Linked DNA regions of Homo sapiens: regions 1, 2 and 4 are each linked to region 3. Evidence: read pairs that join two places in POLR2A ChIA-PET (ENCODE). Cell type or tissue: MCF 10A. All regions are shown on one strand. Links, peaks and the distances in the headings refer to the core of each region. The heading gives the core; the rest is flanking DNA. Region 1 has its middle 20 kb from the start of TCP11L2. Region 2 overlaps TCP11L2 (t-complex 11 like 2). Region 3 has its middle 20 kb from the start of CKAP4. Region 4 overlaps TCP11L2 (t-complex 11 like 2).

Evidence for each region. Peaks named below come from ENCODE experiments on the same cell type or tissue, not always from the same donor. Only the 100,000 strongest peaks of a DNase experiment are listed, where the experiment ranks them.
Region 1: POLR2A ChIA-PET joins it to region 3 with 17 read pairs; 16 of 35 experiments call an interaction of 5 or more read pairs at or near these places.
Region 2: POLR2A ChIA-PET joins it to region 3 with 25 read pairs; 14 of 35 experiments call an interaction of 5 or more read pairs at or near these places.
Region 4: POLR2A ChIA-PET joins it to region 3 with 12 read pairs; 5 of 35 experiments call an interaction of 5 or more read pairs at or near these places.

What each region holds. Positions count from the first base shown.
Region 1 is chr12:106,280,129-106,285,327 of GRCh38, forward strand. It overlaps the pseudogene RNU7-94P. Among named protein-coding and RNA genes, the nearest start is that of TCP11L2, 20 kb to the right of the region's middle. In MCF 10A, for the core only: a CTCF peak has its summit at 2,441 (motif pointing left); a DNase peak (open chromatin) is centred at 2,433.
Region 2 is chr12:106,343,225-106,348,423 of GRCh38, forward strand. TCP11L2 (t-complex 11 like 2) reads left to right here. Exons shown (of 10, transcript NM_152772.3): 10 at 3,062-3,779. The coding sequence ends at 3,306. Among named protein-coding and RNA genes, the nearest start is that of POLR3B, 12 kb to the right of the region's middle. In MCF 10A, for the core only: a CTCF peak has its summit at 2,794 (motif pointing left); a DNase peak (open chromatin) is centred at 2,757.
Region 3 is chr12:106,224,975-106,230,173 of GRCh38, forward strand. No RefSeq gene overlaps it. Among named protein-coding and RNA genes, the nearest start is that of CKAP4, 20 kb to the right of the region's middle. In MCF 10A, for the core only: a CTCF peak has its summit at 2,021 (motif pointing right); DNase peaks (open chromatin) are centred at 2,057 and 2,787.
Region 4 is chr12:106,333,902-106,339,100 of GRCh38, forward strand. TCP11L2 (t-complex 11 like 2) reads left to right here. Exons shown (of 10, transcript NM_152772.3): 7 at 1,738-1,925; 8 at 2,131-2,312. Among named protein-coding and RNA genes, the nearest start is that of POLR3B, 21 kb to the right of the region's middle. In MCF 10A, for the core only: no CTCF peak of the experiment used is centred there; no DNase peak of the experiment used is centred there.

The DNA of each region.
Region 1 (5,199 bases), core at 358-4,357, 55 kb after region 3:
TTGTTTGTTTGTTTCCTCAAAACCAAACGCAAACCAGAGCTTTTCTTTCAGAGTCTTTAAAAATAAATGGGGTAAGGGAGAGATCTCTGTTATCACAAAGGATGTTGCCTGCCTTGACAACGGTTTCAACAGTTCCTTTACAAAATACTGTGACTGTGCTGTATTTCACCGACTAGCTTGAATTTTGAGCATGCAGCAATTTGGTTGCCAAGACAATCAAACTGTCTTGTCATAGAAGCTCTAATATTTGTAGAGTACATACTACATGCTAGTTGTTGCGCTGACTGGTTAAATATAATATCAATTTAAACCTCAAAATGAACCTATGCAGTAAATGATATGTCAGATTTCTAAAAGAAGAAAATGGAAGAAGCTCTTGCATTTTCTAGAATTATATATAAATAGAACCATTCAATGTGTACTATTTTTGGCCTTGCTTCTTGATGATTTCAAAAATGAATTTGCCGAAGATTGCACAGCTGATAAGTAAAAGAGCTGGAATTTGAAGCCAGGTTCATTTGAGTCTAAACTCATGATATCTCTCAAACGTAATAATCTATGGAAATAAAAATTGCATTGGTTTTGAGGTTATTTCTAATAATTTGAAACCAGATGTTAAAATCAAATGTTTTATCTTTTAATGATATAATCAAGATTTGCCTTCACCTTAGCATAATATACTGCTAGTAAGTTTAAAGTTCAAATCATAGTTATTGATGTCTTCTGGGTTGAGATATTTTAAATTGATGTTTTTAAATATAAAAGAGACATATGGTCATTGTAAAAATGGTATAACTTTATGGAAGTATAAAGTAAAATGTAAATGTCAATGGCCAACAAAAATTTGCATAGACACTTAACCAAAGAAGATCTATGGATGGCAAATAAGCATATGAAAAAATGTACATCATCATCAGTCATTAAAGAAATAAAAATTTCCCATTGGAAGACCTAAAATTTAAAAGTCTGACCATGCCAGATATTGGCAAGTATATAGGAAAACTGGAATACTCACATACAGCTGCTGGGATGTAAAATGGTAAAACTGCTTTGGAAAACAGTTTGGCAGTTTCTTACAAAATTAAACGTATACCTGCCATATGACCTAGCCATTCCACTCCTAGGTACATATTTACACAAGATAAATGAAAACATGTGCAAATACAAAGACTGGAACACAAATGTTCAGAGAAGCATTATTCATAATAGCCCCAAACCCTCAACAATCCAAATGTCTATCAGCAGATAAATGGATAAGCAAATTGTGATACAGCCATACAATGTAATGCTATTTAGCAACTAAAATGAATTAATTATTTATACCCTTAACGATGTGGATGAACCTCAAATTAATATTGCTGAATGAAAGACACAAGGCCAAAAATAGTACATACTGAATGATCCTATTTATATACAACTCTAGAAAATGCAAACTGTTAGTGACAGAAAGCAGACCAGCCATTGCCTGGGGATGGAGGACAGAAAAGGATGATAGGGAGGGTTTTCAAGGGCAGTAAAGACACCTTTGGGGGTGATGGATATATTCATTATTGTGATTGTGGCAATGGCTTCACAGGTGTATACATTTGTCAAAATGTATTAAACTGCGCACTTTAAATATATCCAGCATACTGTATGTCAACTATATTTTGACAAAATTCAACACACACACACACACACACACACACACACACACACACTGCAAAGGACTAAACGCTTATGTTCTCCGAAAATGCATATGTTGAATTCCTAACCCCCTAGGTGATATTTGGAGTTGGGACCTTTGGGAAATAATTAGGTCAAGAGGATGGAGTCCTCATGAGTGGGATTAGTGCCCTTATAAAAGAGACTCATCAGCCCTTCTGCTATGTGAGGACACGACAAGCAGGTGCCCTCTATGAACCAGGAAGTTGCCCTCACCGGTTGCCAAATCTTGGACTTCTCAGCCTCCAGAACTGTGACAAATAAGCTTCTAGCATTTATAAGTCACTAATTCTCTGGTATTTTATTCTAGTAGCCCAAACAGACCAAGACAAATACACACACACACACACACACACACACACACTCAATAGCTCCAAAATGCTCTCCAAAAGTTACCACTGATATTAATGTTATGATCATCTTTCTAGACATTTACGCAACAGGGTCATAGTGTACACAGTATTTTATAACTTGCTTTTTTCACCTGGGCTTGTTTTCATGTGTATACGTACAGATCTACCTCGCTGGAGCCTGGGAATTCAGTGTGTGAATGCTTTGTGATATTTAGTGGGTCCTCTATTTGTGGACATTTAGGTAGCCTCTTGTTTGTGCTTCACTACAGATCTTCCCAGAGTTATGAACACCCAACTTATGAATCAGTCCCATGCTGGCGCTTTCTCCTACCCTATCCTTCCTCCTTACCCCAGCAGCCTGCAACCGAGCTGTCCTGGCCTACTTGCTCCACCTGGTGGTCAATGTGAGATATTACCTAGGTTTAGTATTTTTCTCTCTAGAATCTCCTGGTCTCTAGCTTGCCCTTCTCAAATCCATCTTGTCCCTGGCAGCCAGAGTGATCTTTCTAAATACAAATCTGATCTTCTCACTCTCATGATGAAAACGCGTCACCTAAAACAAACATAGACCTCTAAGCAGAGTATACAAAGCAGGAATACTTTGACCCTTGCCCACCTCTCCAGCCTCAATTTTCTCCTCCTAGCACTTTGTACCCTAGCAATACATAACCAATTGTAGTTCGTTAAACACACAGTGCTGCTTCCCACATCCATATATTTGTACCTGTTGTTTTCTTTTCTTTAGATTTTTCTGGTAAAAACCGGGAAACCTGCCACACAAATTGTAAAAGAGCTGTAACACTGCCACCTGCTATTTTCTCTCCCTGGAGTATCACTCTGCCCACTCCCATTCCATGTTTGCCAGGCAAACTCCTATTCAGCTTTTAGAACCCTACTTAACAGACGCCCCCCCCCCACTCCCTGCAGTTTTGCCTTTTCCCTCACATGGAGTTGATCACTCTTCCCACTATACCTCTAATGCCAAACCCATAACGTTTGATTATAATTATCTGTTTATATGTTTGTCTCCTGTGCTAAACTGGCTGCCTCCCTGAACCCCATCACTAAGCTTGAGGACCAGAACCGTCTCTTGGTCATTATCCTCTCTCCAGCGTCTTCCACAGTGCCCAGAACATAGTAAAGTAAGGTTAATAGGCAGATATTGAAAGAAAAAGAACTAACTACATCCACAGTCTCAAGGGAGTGGCACTGCATGCTTCTTTTTTCCATGTGTGTAGGGCCCGCCAGAGTTAGGAATGCTGTTGTCAAGGCATAAAGTTCAGGGGCTGAGACCAGTCAAAGGAACCACACACTCTATTTTTGTTTTTTTTTTTTTTTTTAGACGGAATTTCACTCTTGTTGTTGCCCAGGCTGGAGTGCAATGGCGTGATCTTGGCTCACCACAACCTCTGCCTCCTGGGTTCAAGCGATTCTCCTGCCTCAGCCTCCAGAGTAGCTAGGATTACAGGCATGCGCCACTACGCCGGCTAATTTTGTATTTTTAGTAGAGACGGGGTTTTTCCATATTGGTCAGGCTGGTCTTGAACGCCCGACCTCAGGTGATCTGCCCACCTCGGTCTCCCAAAGTGCTGGGATTACAGGTGTGAGCCACCGTGCCCAACCAGGAACCACACACTCTTTAATCTTGATCAAATACATTGCCAACTAACATCCACCACTTGGGCAAACCTGAAGGTCATTTGAACCATCCTGAACCTGGTATTCCTCAATTAGTGGTTGGGGAACAAATGACAAAGGGGTTTGGTTTGCAGCTTATAGTCTTGTTCCTTTGGGGGCCATAAGGAAATTGTTCCAATAAATGGAGAGTTTCCTTTTATCGAATTCCCCACGGGAGAAATTGTAGGATCATGGTGACCCTCCTTTTTCCTCATTTGGAATCCAAGGGAAGATGTTTCACCCTTTTACTCTTTCATTCAACAAACATTTATTAAGTGTCAGGCACTTTTCTAGACACTTGGGATCCATTAGTGAACAAAACAATGATCCCTGCACTCATGGAGCTTAATTCTAGTGAGAATAAACAATACAGCACTAATAAACAGAATAAGTAAATACACTGCATCATATGCTAGAAGACAAGTGTTAGGAAAAAAAGAAAATGTCAAGCAGGTTAGGGGGCTCTGTCTATAAAGAGATGCACATAAAAATATTCAAGCGAGCAGAATCCCAGTTGAACTTCCCGGTTGAATCCTGCACTTCCAGTTATGTGAGGTGATTTCCTCACTGTGGAAGCCAGTTTAGATTGGATTTCTGTTCCTTGAAGCTGAAAGTAAACTGAGAGAGCCACCTTGGCATGCGTTCCTTAAGAGCAGTCTTTGTCATCCAGTCATCCCATCTGTTCCCTTGGCAAGGAAAAATAATTACAAGGAGATGCCACAGTCTTAGTTTCCATTTGAGGGTTTTCCTGAGAGCCTCTAATGACACTATGTTCTTTGTCACATACCCGTCAATTGTTTCCACTCCAGCTAATCTCATTCTCATTGTCAAGCATGAGAGTCAGAAAGCTGCACCTCAAAGTGTACCCCCAGGATGTGATTCAAAAGGATCAACATGCAACTGCTGTTCAAGGGCACGCTCTGTCCACAGGGACAAGGCCACCTGCACAACCCCAGCTCAACCACCCTCATCTCCAGCCTGAATCGCTGCCACATCTTTCCAACTGGTCTCCTTACAGCAGCCAGGGTGATTCTTTTAAAAGAGTTATCACGTCCTGTCATTTCCCTCCAATCATTTCCTGTCACTTACAGATACCGCATGATCTGGCCCTGGGTTAGCTCCAGCTTCTCCTGCCAAACTTCTTCCTTACTCGCCATGCTTCAGCGACACTTGCCCCTGCTGGTTCCTTTAGGATGCCAGTTTCTTCTATTCCAGCCTTTGCACCTGCCATTCCTGCTACCTAGAACATTCTTTCCCCAGACATCTGCAGGCTAACGCCCTCGCTTTGTTTAGATTTCTGCTCAAATGTAACTTCAGCGTTGCAGCCTTACCTGACCAAGCTACCTAAAAAAATAGGCCCCCAAGCCCCTCTCTGTTGTCATAGTATTTGTCATACATGAAATTATCACGTGGATCAATTTCTTGGTTTCTGTGCTGCCTGCCTACCCTACTAAAATGTGAGCTC
Region 2 (5,199 bases), core at 847-4,846, 120 kb after region 3:
TGACATAATAAGGATTTTGAAAGGGTTTCATTTTTAAACCTTCTTATGGGAAAGCGTTTGGATCATATCTGTGATGATATAGACCTGGGCCTCTGAAGGTCAGGCAACTAGTCTAAAGGGAAAGTAGTACACAGTTAACTCTAAATGTATGCCTGCAGAGGAGTTAGAATAAATTAAACAGAGAGATTCCTGGAACCTGAGAAGGGCTTGATCAGTGTTGGCCATGGTTTTCCTCTGCTAAGGGTACCCACAGTATGCTTTCTTTTGTTCTCAGTTGATGCGCTATTTATTTACTGAAGGGATCATAATCCCCAATTCCCATTACAATTCTTAACCTTTTGAAAAGATATTAGAAAGGGATTTTTCTGTCGAATACATACTAAGTAAAAATTATGGATTACCTGCTGTGTAAATTATTTGCATGCCTACGTCTACTTTTTTTTTTTTTGAGATGGAGTCTTGCTCTGTCGCCCAGTCTGGAGTGCAGTGGTGTGATCTTGGCTCACTGCAACCTCTGCCTCCTGGGTTCAAGAAGAATACTTCTGCCCCAGCCTCCCTAGTAGCTGGGACTACAGGTGCGGACCACCAAGCCCAGCTATTTTTTTTGTATTCTTAGTAGAGACGGGGTTCCACCATATTGGCCAGGCTGGTCTCAAACTCCTGACCTCGTGATCCGCCCACCTTGGCCTCCCAAAGTGCTGGGATTACAGGCCTAAGCCACTGTGCCTGGCCTGCCATCTACACTTTTAACAAGTAATTTCAGTTGCACAGGTGATACAATAATTTCTCCTTGTAGAAAAATTACAGACAAAGGCCAGGCACGGTGGCTCATGCCTGTCATCCCAGCACTTTGGGAGGCCAAAGCAGGAGGATGGCTTGAGGCCAGGAGTTTGAGACTCTCCTGGGCAACAGATGGAGACCCTGTCTATATATAAAAAAAGAAAAAAAATACAGATAAGGCTTAAGTCACCTTTGTTTGCCTTCTTCAGTCCCCATTTTCCCCTGGCTGCCACGGTTTTCAGTTCGTTATTTATCTTTATAGACTCTTTTCAGTCCATTCTCACTTAAGTTCAGTCAGCATTTACAATGTGTCTGTCACATGACAGACCAAGAATATAAAGATAAAAAAGATATAAACCTCACGCTCAGAGAGTCCACTGTCCAAGAAGGGAGAGAGACACCTTCTCAACTGGCAATCATATGTCACGATAGTCTGGTAACAGATGCTAAGGAAAGTCACAGAAAGGAGGTAACTTTTGGCACGACATTGAAGGATGCCTCTGATTCTGGGCAGAGATGAGATGAAATGAGATGAGATTGAAGGGCATTCTAGTAAAAGGAAAGAATTCTAAGACATAGACATTGGAAACAAGTTCTAGGTCAGACCTAGCTGGAATGTATGATTTTTGTGAGCATTCTTTGGTGATAAGAATTTTAGTAGTATCATAGTTGTCTATATTCAATGTGGCATATTTTCCTTAGTAAACCTTCTTATTGGTGAGGTTTCTGTTCCCAAAGCCAGAGAAAGCCCTTGGAGCAGCCTGAGCTATAGCAGGTCTTTTCTGTCCAGTATTATTAATAGTTGTCCTATACTATTGCAGCCTGATTTCCATATGCATTTCTATGCTTTTGTGTAGTCGTCTCAAAGTCAAATACATTGAGGCAGTGATGCAGGAAGGGCAGGGAAGGTGGCACAATGGTGTGCTGGTTGGGATGTCCCTTCCTCAGTGTCTCCTGATTCTTGGCCATGTGTGAAGTACCCTGTAACTTATTTAGTATTAATTAATTATGTTTGAGATGGAGTCTCCCTCTGTTGCCCAGGCTGGAGTGTGGTGGCATGATCACAGCTCACTGAAGCCTCATGAGCTCAGGCAGTCCTCTCAACTCAGCCTCCTAAGTAGCTGGGACTACAGGCACACACCATCATGCCTGGCTAATTTTTAAATTTTTTTTGTAGAGATGAAGTTTCACTATATTGCCCAGGCTGGTCTCGAACTCCTAGGCTCAATCAGTCTCCCACCTCGGCCTCCCAAAGTGCTGGGATTACAGGTGTGAGCCACTACGCCTGGCACCATGTAATTTATTGTTCAACCAGGGTACTTTTGAGAGTCTCTTTTTAAAATTATGCCAGGACAACAGGTGTAAATTTTGACTGTCCTGGGGAAACCTAGATGTGTGGTCCCCCTTGCCATGTGGTAATTTGGGCCCCCAAGTTTGCCAGATCTCTAGATTTTTCAAGAGAAAGCAGAAATATGGATTTCTATGTGAAATCTCCTGATTTTAAATGGCTTCTGTTTTTAAAAAAGACACTGCATGGGCCAGACTGGCAATGCCAGTTTACAAACTCAGCTTTAGTGTATGTAATTATAATCATGAACATTTAGGATTAACTTTTGTAGAAGATTCCCCCCAAATAGGGCTCTGCCTTTTTTTTTTTATCAGTCAGCTATTGCTGCATAACAAAATACCACAAAACTCCTGAGCTTAAAAAAAATAAGCATTTATTATTACTCACCAGTCTGTGAGGCGACCGGGTGGCTCTTTTGGTCTTGCTGAACTCACTAATGTATTTGTGGTTCAGCTGTGACTCAGGATGGAAGCTTTGCTGATCCTGGCTGGACTTTCTCAGGTGTTTGAATGCTGGTTGGCTATGGGTTGGTCTAGGATGGCCTCAGATGGAACAGCTGGGTTTCCCTCTCCTTGGTCTCTCATCCTCCAGCAAGCCCAGGCCTATTCTCATGGCGGTAGTAGGTAGACGGTGGACATGAACAAGAGTGGCCTCTTGAGGCCAAGGCATGAAACTGGTACTCTGGCATTTCCACCGCATTCTGTATTGGCCAAAGTAAGTCACAGGGCCAGCCCAGATGGAAAGGATGGGAAAAACACACTCCAGCTTTGATAGGAGGAACTGCAAAGCTACCTTGGAAAGGGGATGGGTGCAGGGAGGGGTAAAGAATTGGGAACATTATTGCAGTCAACCTACTACAATTACTTGTTCTTGTTTTTAAAAATTATGTACTTTAATAATGGACAGATAAAAGTATCTTTTTTTCCCCTTCAGATAAACGAATTAAGCTTTACATGAGAAGGCTACTTTGTCTTCCAAGCCCTCAAAAATGCATGCCTCCTATGCCAGGAGGCCTAGCTGTCATTCAGCAGGAGCTAGAAGCCCTAGGCTCTCAATATGCAAACATTGTGAATCTCAACAAACAAGTGTATGGACCATTTTATGCAAATATACTTCGAAAGCTGCTCTTCAATGAGGAAGCCATGGGGAAGGTAGATGCTTCACCTCCTACTAACTAAAGAAGAACTGACATTGGACGAGAGATTGGAAATCCAGTACTTTGGTATCCAGTCCACTTCCATTGATGGCATTAGAGATCCAGCACATTCTCAGTACTGTGGTGCAGTATTAGCCCAAATCTGTGTAATGGGTAATATTAGCATTACAGAAGACACACACATCACATAGACCCTCAGAAGACGTAAACATCACATAGACCCTATTTGTGCATCATTTTCAAGTTTAAAACAAATATTTGTAATGAACAGAAAACAATTTGTAATTAATTATATTACCTATATAATACTTGTAAATGTTTTCTTAACCATTTATATTTGGCTTATGACATTTAACCCCTAAGGAGTTGTTTTTCTCACTTGTTATTATCAAACCTAATGGTTTTTAATTTTGGTACAACTCCTTAAAGGGTTGAAGGTTGTGACAATAACTGAGGGAACTGATGTTCTGAATAAATGATGTGAAGTAAACACAATTGTATTTGAAATGTACAATTACATTTTATTAATGTGTTAATAGAAACTTTCAAAGTAAGTCCTCAAATTCCACAAATGTACCAAATCACACTTTATAATACCAATGGTCAGTATTTATTTAGAATTTTAATGTATTAAGTACATTTTCATGCTATATACAAACTTCAGATAAAACCTCCCTTGTTTGTTTAGTGAAAATAGAAGCAACTCCCTTCTCAAATTATTCTAGAAGTTTGTTTCTTCTTACAATTTAGTCTGCTCTCCAAGAAAAACAATTTTTGCACAAATCTCTTAGTGAATGTCCTTGCAGTTCTCAGGCCATTGATAAGGTTTATATAAGAGTTTAATATTTTTATGTGAGGCAGGGCTCATTTGGTTTACTTGTAAGAAGAAGAAAGGGAGTCAATGATAAAATGAGATCCCATTCTCCATGAAGTTCATATCTGAAAAAGAAACAGTTAAACTTTGGATTTCTTACCCATATAACTTAACTACCAGATGTCTTTTGTGCTGATGAAAGCTTTACCGTGTTATGACCAAGATGCCCTCCTAAGGATCATTATCATTTGCCTTTTTTTTTTTTTTTTTTTTTTTTTGAGACGCAGTCTCACTCTGTCGCCCAGGCTGGAGTGCAGTGGCGTGATCTCAGCTCACTGCAACCTCTGCCTCCTGGGTTCAAGCAATTCTCCTGCCTCAGCCTCCTGAGTAGCTGGGACTACAGGCGCCCGCCACCACGCCCAGCTAATTTTTGTATTTTTAGTAGAGACAGGGTTTCATCATGTTGGCCAGGCTTGTCTTGAACTCCTGACCTCGTGATCCACCCACCACGGACTCCTCAAGTGCTGGGATTACAGGCGTGAGCCACCATGCCCGGCCTCATTTGCCATTCTTTTTTTTTTTTTTTTTCTTTGAGATGGAGTCTCACTCTATTGCCCAGGCTGGAGTGCTGTGGCACAATCTCGGCTCACTGCAACCTCTGCCTCCCGGATTCAAGTGATTCTCCTGCCTCAGCCTTCCGAGTAGCTGGGATTACAGGCATGCACCACCATGCCCAGCTAATTTTTGTATTTTTACTAGAGACAGGGTTTCACCACATTGGTGAGGCTGGTCTCAAACTCCTGACCTCGTGATCCGCCCGCCTCAGCCTCCCAAAGTGCTGGGATTACAGGCGTGAACCACTGCGCCCGGCCTCATTTGCCATTCTTGAGCGTTAAATCAAACCTTGCAAAGTTGGGCACTAGTTGCCACTGAGACTTTAGAGAAATCTGCTTATCCTGGAATTACTCTTCTTGGAGTGCTGCGGGAAGCACTGCAGTTGGGAGGTACTTGGTCTAAAAAGAGCTTCATTTGCATAAAATACATTTTTGATTGTTTTGTTTGCTAAGGACTCAATTGAGCCCTAGTAATTTGGTGAGGTCG
Region 3 (5,199 bases), core at 805-4,804:
CCTGAAGGCACTCACAATCAAACACAGGCCCACTTGAAGGCACTCACAATCAAACACAGGCCCACCTGAAGGCACTCATAATCAAAATTCCAAACTCAACGGGGCACAGTGGCTCATGCCTGTAATCCCAACACTTCAGCAGGCCGAGGTGCAAGGATTACTTGATCTGAGGAGTTTGATACCAGCCTAGGCAACATAGTGAGACCCCTGTCTCTATGAAAAGATCAAAACACGAGCCAGGTGTAGCGGTGTGCACCTGTGGTTCCAGCTACAAGAGAGGATTAAGCGGGAGGATCGCTTGAGCCCGGAGGGTCAAGGCTGCAAGTGAGCTATGATCATGCCACTGCACTCCAGCCTGGGCAATGGAGTAAGACCCTGTCAAAAAAAAAATTCTAAACTCACATTTTGCAGGCCAACAATAGAAGGGCTCATTTCACAAGCCTGGCATTTCAAATTCCCTGCATTTAGTCAATTTCTAAGTACTATTTATTGAGCACTTCACTGTCATGGCCACTGTTCTAAGCACCTCAGATGGAGTAAGCCTCACAACAACCCTATGAAGTAGGCACTATCATTAGCATCATTTGCATTTATAGGTGGGGAGACTGAGGCACGGAGCACTTAAGTAACTGTCCCGATGTCAGACAGATAGAATATGCCATGGCTGGGAACTCAAATAGTAAGGCTCAAAAACTCAACTTATCCAATTTCTTATCTTTTTTTTTTTTTTTTTTTTTGAGACAGGGTCTCACTTGGGCTAGAGGGCAGTGCTGCCGTCATGGGTCACTGCAGCCTTGACTTCCCAGGCTCAAGCAATCCTCCCACCTCAGCCTCCTGAATAGCTGGGTCTACAGACATGCATCACCACACCCGGCTAATTTTTATATTTTTTGTAGACATGGGGTTTTCCGCCATGTTGCCCAGGCTGGTCTCGAACTCCTGGGCTCAAGCAATCTGCCTGCCTTGTCCTCCCAAAGTGCTGGGATTACAGGCACAAGCCACTGCACCTGGCCAGAACCCAGTGTCTTAACCACCAGTACTATACACACAGTACAAGTACATAGTTGTATCCTGGGACATTATGGGAAGCTGATTTTATTACTATGGGAAAGGGAGTATGGTTTAACAGACAAAAAGCAGGCCTTATTAGAGACAAACAGAGTCCGAGTCCTGCTGCTACCACAGACTGCGTGCTCCCAGAGCAAATTAATGACCATTTCTTAGTGTCTGATCAGTAAATCAGAGACAACCACTTTTACTCCCTGGGATAATCGTCAGGGTAAGCGAGATGATAAATGTGTTCCACCTAAAGCATGACATCAAACACAAAACACAATTATGGGTGACTATTACTTAAGTGAAGGACTAAGCATCCAACATTTGACTTGCCTTATTTAAAGGGCGCCACTTGCACTTTTTTTTTTTTTTGTCCTTTTTGAAACAGAGTCTCACTCTGTTGCCCAGGCCGGAGTGCAGTGCTGTGATCTCAGCTCACAGCAACCTCCGCCTCCCAGGTTCAAGCGATTCTCCTGCCTCAGCCTCCCGAGTAGCTGGGATGACAGGCACGTGCCACCACGCCCAGCTAATTTTTTGTGTTTTTAGTAGAGATGGGGTTTCACCGTGTTAGCCAGGATGGTCTCGATCTCCGGACCTCGTGATCCGCCCACCTTGACCTCCCAAAGTGCTAGGATTACAGGCGTGAGCCACTGCGCACTTCTTAACTAGCTTGACATAGGAACGATAAAGGTCTTTCGGTATCTAAACTTCTACTAACAAAAGATTCATATTAAACAAAACCCTTTATTACCTAAGTTTTCAAAAGGGGCTAATTAGTAGGATAGTATACACATTACAAAAGCATTCATGTCACAGAGAAATACACACATAGGTCTTTTAAATAGTGGATTTCTCTGGTATTTTTAATGGTACAATTGGATTTTATCCCCTTTCTGGAACAAGAGCGAAAAATGAAGAAATCATTCCTGTGATCCCTGACTCTGACACTAGATGGCAATAAATTCTCACTTCAATTATGTTCTCTGGGTTCCTACTGCCACAGTCAGCTGATTTGGGGCTATTCCCCAGCTGAAAGTTCAGGGGCTTGAGCCGCTCTGGATTTTTTACTGGTGCATCCCGGCATCTTCTGAAAGTGAATAGTCTTCACATGAGGTTATCCAAGATGTCAGCCCGGCCCGGCCAACATTCCCCATTTCACCCCAATAAATGAGAAAACATTAATTGTGACCCAGTGTGTGCCGGCCCCCATGGGAGCTACAAACAGACCCTTGGTTAAGACAGAAGCCACCCTGGCCCCTAGAGATCTGCTCACTGTCTAGTCCTTTTTCCCTTAGGCCTCCTCCTGCCCACCCGAGGCTCCAAAAGACTCTTGTGCAATGGTTAAAGTCAAGGAAAGTTGGATCTGGAAGAGAACATGAAGATTACTTTATCTCCCCTCACTTTTCAGATGGGAAAACAGATGGAGGCCCAGAGAAGGAAAGTGAATTATCCTAGGCAGCACAGCCCGGCAGGCCAGCATTCGGACCAGAGTCCTGATTCCAGGTGACTTCCCCCATCCCTGCTGTTCTTGTCACACCATGTGAGAACTCCGTCCTGGAGTGCAAACCAAGATCATACCCGTGAATGGAAGAAAACAAAAAGACCTAGCCTTCTGAGTTTCCATGAAGGACTCTGTGGGACAGGATGTGTCCTCACACCAGCAGCCACACCCAGTTGGTAATGCCTCTTTCAACACAACATCACCAGCTATTTGAACACAGGCCGGGATTTCCCCACAGCCCCATTACCCAACAGGTATTGCTCCTGAGTGTTCGCTGCCACACGCGGGGGCTTGCACAGCAAGGCCAGGCTGCCACACCCCTTCCTGCCAAGAGTGGGTTTTGCTGCCTGCAGCAACTCAACTGCCCTGATTCTTCGCTTACTTCTGAGCATTTTGCATCTGTGCTTAGGCCTGGAGCCAAAACAAATTGTGGGGGATAAGAGAAGAAATTAGGCCCTGTCTTCTTAGCCAGTTAGTGTATGAGCTTGGGTGAACAACTTCTCTGAGACTCAGCCTCCCCATCTGTAAAACAACAGAATTAGATTAGAGCCTTCTCTCAGCCTTAGCTTTCTAAGGCCTGTCACATGGCTACTTAGCTATCATTACTATGAAAAGTAATCATGCGTAAATGCAGCACTTCACGTAATATATGTAGGCGTCATTTGTTTTCTGACCTGTACTAGTTTAACTATTAAAAGTATAAGCTTTTCTCTATGTGTTTCTTCCCCTTTAAAAAAAAAAAGTTTAATTACAAAATATTTCTGACCTATGAAAAGATATCAGGAATATGGGGAGGCCAGGCATGGTGGCTGACACCTGTAATCCCAGCACTTTGGGAGGCCAAGGCAGGTGATCACTTAAGTCCAGGAATTCAAGAACAGAGTGAGCAACAAGGCAAGAACTTGTCTCTACAAAAACACAAAAATTAGCCGGGTGTGGTGGTGCACGCCTGTTAGTCCCGGCTACTACTTGGGAGGCTGCGGTGGGAGAATCACTTGAGCTGGGGAGGTAGAGGCTACAGTGAGCCAAGATCGGCCACCGCACTGCAGCCTGGACGTATATATATCACATATATATATACCATCTCCCCATATTTTTTTATTTTTCTGAACAGAGCAAGACACTGTTCAAAAAAATTGTAAAAATGGGGAGATGGATATATATGTGATACACAAACATAGCAAAGTGTTCATTATAGTATCTAAGTAGTAGATATATGAGTGTCCGCTGGACAATTCTTTCAACTTTGCTGTTTGAATTTTCATAATAAAATATTGAAAGGAGAAAAAATGTATTATGAGTGATATCATGAATACTTAGGTAGCCTCCACTCAGCCTAAGAAATCAAATGATCTGAATTTGGATATTCGGTCTCCTAGTCATTTCTTGGTACTTTCACTACAATGTATAGTATTATTTTACACGGTAAAATGTCTTAGTTTTAAGAATTAAGGAATTTCTGAAGTGTCACACTGTGTATTTTGTCTGCAGCTTATTTTTTCACTCAGCATTTTAGTTGTGAGATTCATCCCCACGATATATGAGATTAGGATTTCTTCCTTTTTGTTGTCGTTTTGAGGTCTATTGTATGAACAAGTGATAGTGGATTTACTGATCTTGTAGCTACTTTCTCGGTGTTTCCACTTTTCTTTCTTCGTAAGCGGCGCTGCTGTGCCCATTCTCTCCACGGCTGCATGTCGCCTTGTGCGCAGGAAAGGGGACACAGTGGTGTTCAGGGGCTCTGTGGAGACACACATGGCCTCTAGCACAAGTGACCTGGGTGTTCAAACTATGTCCTCAGGAACCTGTGTTTTGCCGACTCTTGGTTCTGTTTTCTTCTATGCTGGCCTCATTCTCAGTGGACTCTGCACATGTGGTGGCCTTTAGCAGCCCTGGGCATTTATCCAGCTTGGCAGTCCCGGTGGGCAGAAAGCATCCCTTTCCAGAAAGTTCCAGCAGTAGTCAATGGACTGGATGGCGACCTGTATTCCTCCTGCACAAGTCAAACCAGATTTCTGATTGGCCAAACCTGGGTCATGCACTCAGCCCAGTCAGTCTCATCAAAGCCAAATGGACTGAGAGTGGGGAAGGGGTGATTCCCTAACAGAAAACAGAGAAGTGGTCACCAAATGAAGGAGGACTGGATGCTGGGCAGGCAACAACACATGTCCAGGACCCAGCAGTCCTCATGTGGTCCCTTGACCGCTGCACAGGTCACCCTGCATGTGATTATGGTGCCATTTACATGTCTGTGTCCCCTGTTTGGCTGGGAGCCTCTCAAAGAGGAAGACTTCATCTTTCATCTCATCTCCGCTGAGCAAATGCAGCTCAGCACCCAGTTTATAATAAATGACAGTAGGTGGAATCAATCCCTTGACCAAACACATCCTGAAGACGGGGAAGGGCAATTCAACCCTCTGCCTCTGAGGTTTTAGGTCCTCCCTCTGTGAACCCAGTCAGAGGGGTATGACGAAGAAAACGTCCACTACACCTCACCCTCTCTTTTTCTCTCTGAGTTACTGACCATCAGGACAAATGCAGTGTCCAGTTCAGAAGTCAGTATGTTCTCAAACAGCTGCCCTTTATTGAACACCTACTATGTCTCACACTTTTTTTTAATATATGGCTGGGCAAGATTCATC
Region 4 (5,199 bases), core at 616-4,615, 110 kb after region 3:
AATGAGGAAATCAAAAGCTCAGGAGAGAAGTGAGGGCTATAGATACAGATTTAGGAGCCTTATGGGGTATGGGCGGAAATAGAAACCACAGGAATGAGTAAGATGGTCTAGTGAGATTGAAGAGTACCAAATCAGTGGGGATTGGGTAGAGTGCTTGGAAGTATCAACATTTAATGAACAGGCAGAGGAACATCTTCCTGTAATTGAAGGGAGATGCACCTGTCTTCTCAACCCAAGTATGAGATGCAGAAGCACAGCTAGGGGAAACCAGGAAAAAGTGGTGTCAGAAAAGCCAGGGAAAGAGTTTCTGGAGGGCTGTACTAAGAGATGTCTGTATTACAGAGATGTTTAAAAAAGGTAGGAAGGACATGTTTGTTGGATTTGACAACCAGGTGGTGGCCTTAGAAAGGTTATGGGAAGGATTTATTTCAGAACCTCTCTAGCCTATATTCTGTATCTTGGTAGATGGCACAGGCATTCATTCAGATGTCCAAGGTGCAAATCTGGGAGTCATCCTAGAATACTCCTTTCCTATTCTCTACATGTAAGTGGTCACCAAGACCTGTGGGTACTCCCCCTAAATATTTCTCACTTTTTCCCTCTTTACCCCTCACTTCCACTGCCCTTATCCATTCACTCTCTTGTTTGAACCACTGCAATAATTTACTCTCCCTCCACTAATTCAGTCTTTCTTTCCAAGCAATTTTTCTGACATACATATCTGATCATACAGGTTCCATGTTGAAAATAATATTATTCAGCCGGGCGCAGTGGCTCACGCCTGTAATCCCAACACTTTTGGGGGCCAAGGTGGGTGGATCATGAGGTCAGGAGATTGAGACCATCCTGGCCAACATGGTGAAACCCCATCTCTACTAAAAATACAAAAATTATCTGGGTGTGGTGGTGCACGCCTGTAGTCCCAGCTACTCAGGAGGCTGAGGCAGGAGAATCGCTTGAACATGGGAGGTGGAGGTTGCAGTGAGCTGAGATTGCCCCACTGCACTCCAGCCTGGGTGACAGAGTGAGACCCCGTCTTAAAAAAAAAGAAAAGAAAGAAAATAATATTATTCAAAACTCCCCATTCCCATCGCTGGTGTTTGTAACCTGGGGACTGTCAATCTGGTAAGAGAGAATGACAATTGTTTGTGGACATGTGCACGTGATTGTGCACATTCACTTTGGGAAAGGCATATCTCCAATTAGTTATTAAAAGTGGTCCAAGACCCAAAAATGTGTAATAATTATACTCTATTTTCTCTTCAGATTGTATAAATCTTTCACCTTTTACCAAAAATGTGTGAAAATTAATGCCTTTTCTCTAAATACCTTCTCTGCACAAACTCAAGGCTGGCTTCTAACCACCCATCCAATGCCATTTGCTACAACCCTCTTACCCCTAGTTCTTTATGGACCAGCAATACAGATTTGTTTGTGGCATCCAGAATGTGACATCTAGAATGTGCCATATGCTGTCTTTTCCAGAGCACTTACAGAGCTCTTCCTCTTAGATTCTTTCCTGGACAGCCTCTTTCCCACAATTACTAGCATTCATTGTACTCTGTTATAATTGTTAGTTTACAGGTCTGCCTTTCCATCTGGACTGTAAACTCCTTGCAGGGCATGGCTGTGTCTTCTCATTCATGCCCAGCACCCAACACAGCATCTGTCAAGTGGAATACACCAGTGAAGGGATCAATCAGCTGTAGAACAAATATGTGGCCTTTTCACTCTTAGGTGCTCTTGATCAGACTACAGAATGGATAAAAGAATCTGTAAATGAAGAATTATTTTCTCTTTCTGAGAGTGCTTTAACTCCTGGGGCCGAAAATACCTCCAAGCCAAGCCTGAGCCCTACTTTGGTGCTAAATAATAGTTACTTGAAACTGTTACAGTGGGATTATCAGAAAAAAGAATTACCAGAGGTGAGTGGTTTTGTTCTTCACCCAAATTTCCCAGTATTTTTATTCTTAAGTTCTAACTTTGAATCATCTGGTCTGTGTTTCATGTGGTTTAATGACTTTACAAAAATCAGATAAAAATGGGAATTTGGAAATGACATTGCCTGTTTTGTATTTTCATGCTATTGAGCTACCCTTTCTATTTTTATATTTTAAATAAATATGTTAGACACTTATGACAGATGGAGCACGTCTTCAGGAACTAACAGAAAAGCTGAATCAATTGAAAATTATTGCCTGCCTGTCCCTAATTACCAACAACATGGTGGGTGCTATTACAGGAGGCCTGCCTGAGCTTGCAAGCAGGTTAACAAGGATTTCAGCTGTTCTACTTGAAGGCATGAACAAAGAGTAAGTTCCAAATTTTTGCATCTGCTCCCTCTTGTATTAAGGCTCTGCATGTGTCTCAGAGAACAAGAATGACCTTGGACATCTGGATGTGAGATTCAGGACTGTGCTTTAGAGAAGCTTATCTTACACCTTTTTCTAGAATTTCCTTTAATATCTCTGAAGGCTTAGATGTCCTCTCATAGGAAGGGAGAGGTGTTTTCCATGACAAGTGCCAGGGTGAGTGTAGTATTTCCACTTACAATGAATGTGTACAACAGCTTTTCTTTGACAGTGCTTTGGAAAAAAACAAATGAAACACAGAAATCTGCCAAGCTTGATGTTTAGAATTGCGCAATTTTTTTTTTTTTTTTTTTTTTTTGAGACAGAATCTCGCTCTGTCACCAGGCTGGAGTGCAGTGGCGCAATCTCAGCTCACTGCAACCTCCGCCTCCCGGGTTCAAGCAATTCTTCTGCCTCAGCCTCCCAAGTAGCTGGGACTACAGGCATGCGCCGCCACGCCCAGCTAATTTTTGTATTTTTAGTAGAGACCGGGTTTCACCATGTTGGCCAGGATGGTCTCGATCTCTTGACCTCATGACTCACCCATCTCGGCCTCCCTAGAATTGTGCTATTGAAGAGGGCTTTCCTCCAGTTGTTCTGACTTCATCATTTTTCTGCAGTGAAATGTTTACTGACTTCACAAATCCACCTTGCTACGAAGTCTTCAGAAGTGCTGACAATTCTGCCCTTCAGAGATGTGACACAGTCCAGTGAAGATTTTGGTTTTTGCTAAATTTATCTCCAGTATTACACCTTCATGAATGCTAGAATCCCATTTAGATTTTGCATTTACATCATCCAATAGGAATTCCTATCTAAGTCAGAAATTCTTAGTCTTGGTGAATGGCCAGATGGTTCTATGGGTCTCTTATGGATCAGCTTCTGCTGGTTCCCCTTTCAGGTGTCTTCAGAGGCATGTCCTCTTTATTCCTGTAATTGAAGGGAAATGCACCTGTCTTCTCATCCTCCCACCTATTATTCAGAGAGCATATAAATTACTTGATGAAATCCTAGACTATTAAGAGCCAAAAGGAGCCCATGTAGTTACAGAATCCAACTTCTCATTTTGAACTGAAGCTTACAGATAGAATAGAATTTGCCTTGGGCTGCAAACAGAAAAGGGCAGACCAAGGACTGAGCCCTGATCTGACCTTTCTCCTGATTCTGATGCTCATTAATATTCCAGGACCAAGACCTATAATGAAAGGAAACCTCTGATTTTGCAGTTGGTCTTATCTTATGATTTCCCTGCATGGGTAGTCATTACTTTCCAGAAACTTTTATTTATTAAGCCTTTAGGGAATACCCAGTGCTGCTGAAATGTTATTATAAAGTATACAGAAAGTGGTTACTAAGAAGACAGGCTTTCGGGTCAGATGGACCAGGGTTTAAATCCCAGCTCTGCTACTGACTTATTATGAACACTTGAATATGTTCTCAAATTACTATGAGCCTGACTTCCTCACTTGTAAGAAGGGAATAATAATTGTATTAATATCTACCTTGGAGTTGTGAGAACTTAAGATGATTCAGGTACAGATGTGTGGCACGTAATATGTACTCAATGAATGCTAGCTATTAATAACTAGTCATTAAATCATCCTCTTTATAATTGTATCTGGTTGTTTATCTGGTTGTTTCATTGTTTAAATTTTTTTCCTGTGTTAGGAAATCAATACAATCAATTCTCAATTATCCTCATTACGGATGGGGCAATAGCATTCATAGTATTAAAAAAAGGGATAGTACTAAATAATAGACCAAGATGTCATTTATATTGGGTTTGATGATGCATCTTGAAAACTAGAAGGAGTTTTTCCCTCTTCATTGTGAGTAGAAGGCATGGCTTATGCTAAGACAACTTTTTTTGAAGAGCTGAAAGAGGATTTATTGATTAATTGATTTTTGCTTTTTTTCCCTTTTTCAACTTTTATTTTAGGTGTAGGGGCACATGTACAGGTTTTTTACGTGGGTAAATTGAGGGTCACTGGGGTTTGGTGTACCAGTGATTTCATCACCCAGGTAGTGAGCATAGTTAGTTTTTCAACCCTCACCCTCCTCCAGACCTCCACCTTTAAGTGTAGGAGCCAGTATCTGTTGTTCCCCTTTATGTCCATGTTTACTCAGTGTTTAGTTCCCACTTATAAGCGAGAACATGTGGTATTTGGTTTTCTGTTTCTGAATTAATTTGCTTAGGATAATGGTCTCCAGTTTTACCCATGTTGCTGCAAAGAACATGATCTTATTCTTTTTACAGCTGTATAGTATTCCATGGTGTACATATACCATATTTTCTTTATCCAGTCCACCATTGATGGTCATCTAGGTTGATTCCATGTCTTTGCTGTTGTGAATAGTGCTGCAGTGAATATATGAGTACATGTGTCTTTTTGATAGAGTGATTTCTATTCCTTTGGGAATAAACCCAGTAATGGGATTGCTCAGTTGAATGGTAGTTCTGTTTTAAGTTATTTTAGAAATCTCCAAACTGCTTTCCACAGTGGCTGAACTAATTTACATTCCCACCAGCAGTGTATAAGTGCTCTCTTTTCTCTACAACCTTGCCAGAATCTGTTATTTTCTGACTTTTTAATAATAGCCATTCAGGCTGGGCACGGTGGCTCACACCTGTAATCCCAGCATTCTAGGAGGCCGAGGCAGCCAGATCACTTGAGGTCAGGAGTTCAAGACTAGTCTGCCCAAGATGGCGAAACCCCGTCTCTACAAAAAATACAAAAAATAATTAGCCGAGCATGGTGGCGCATGCCTGTAGTCCCAGCTACTCAGGAAGCTAAGGCAGGAGAATCACTTGAACCTGGGAGGCAGAGGTTGCAGTGAGCCGAGATTG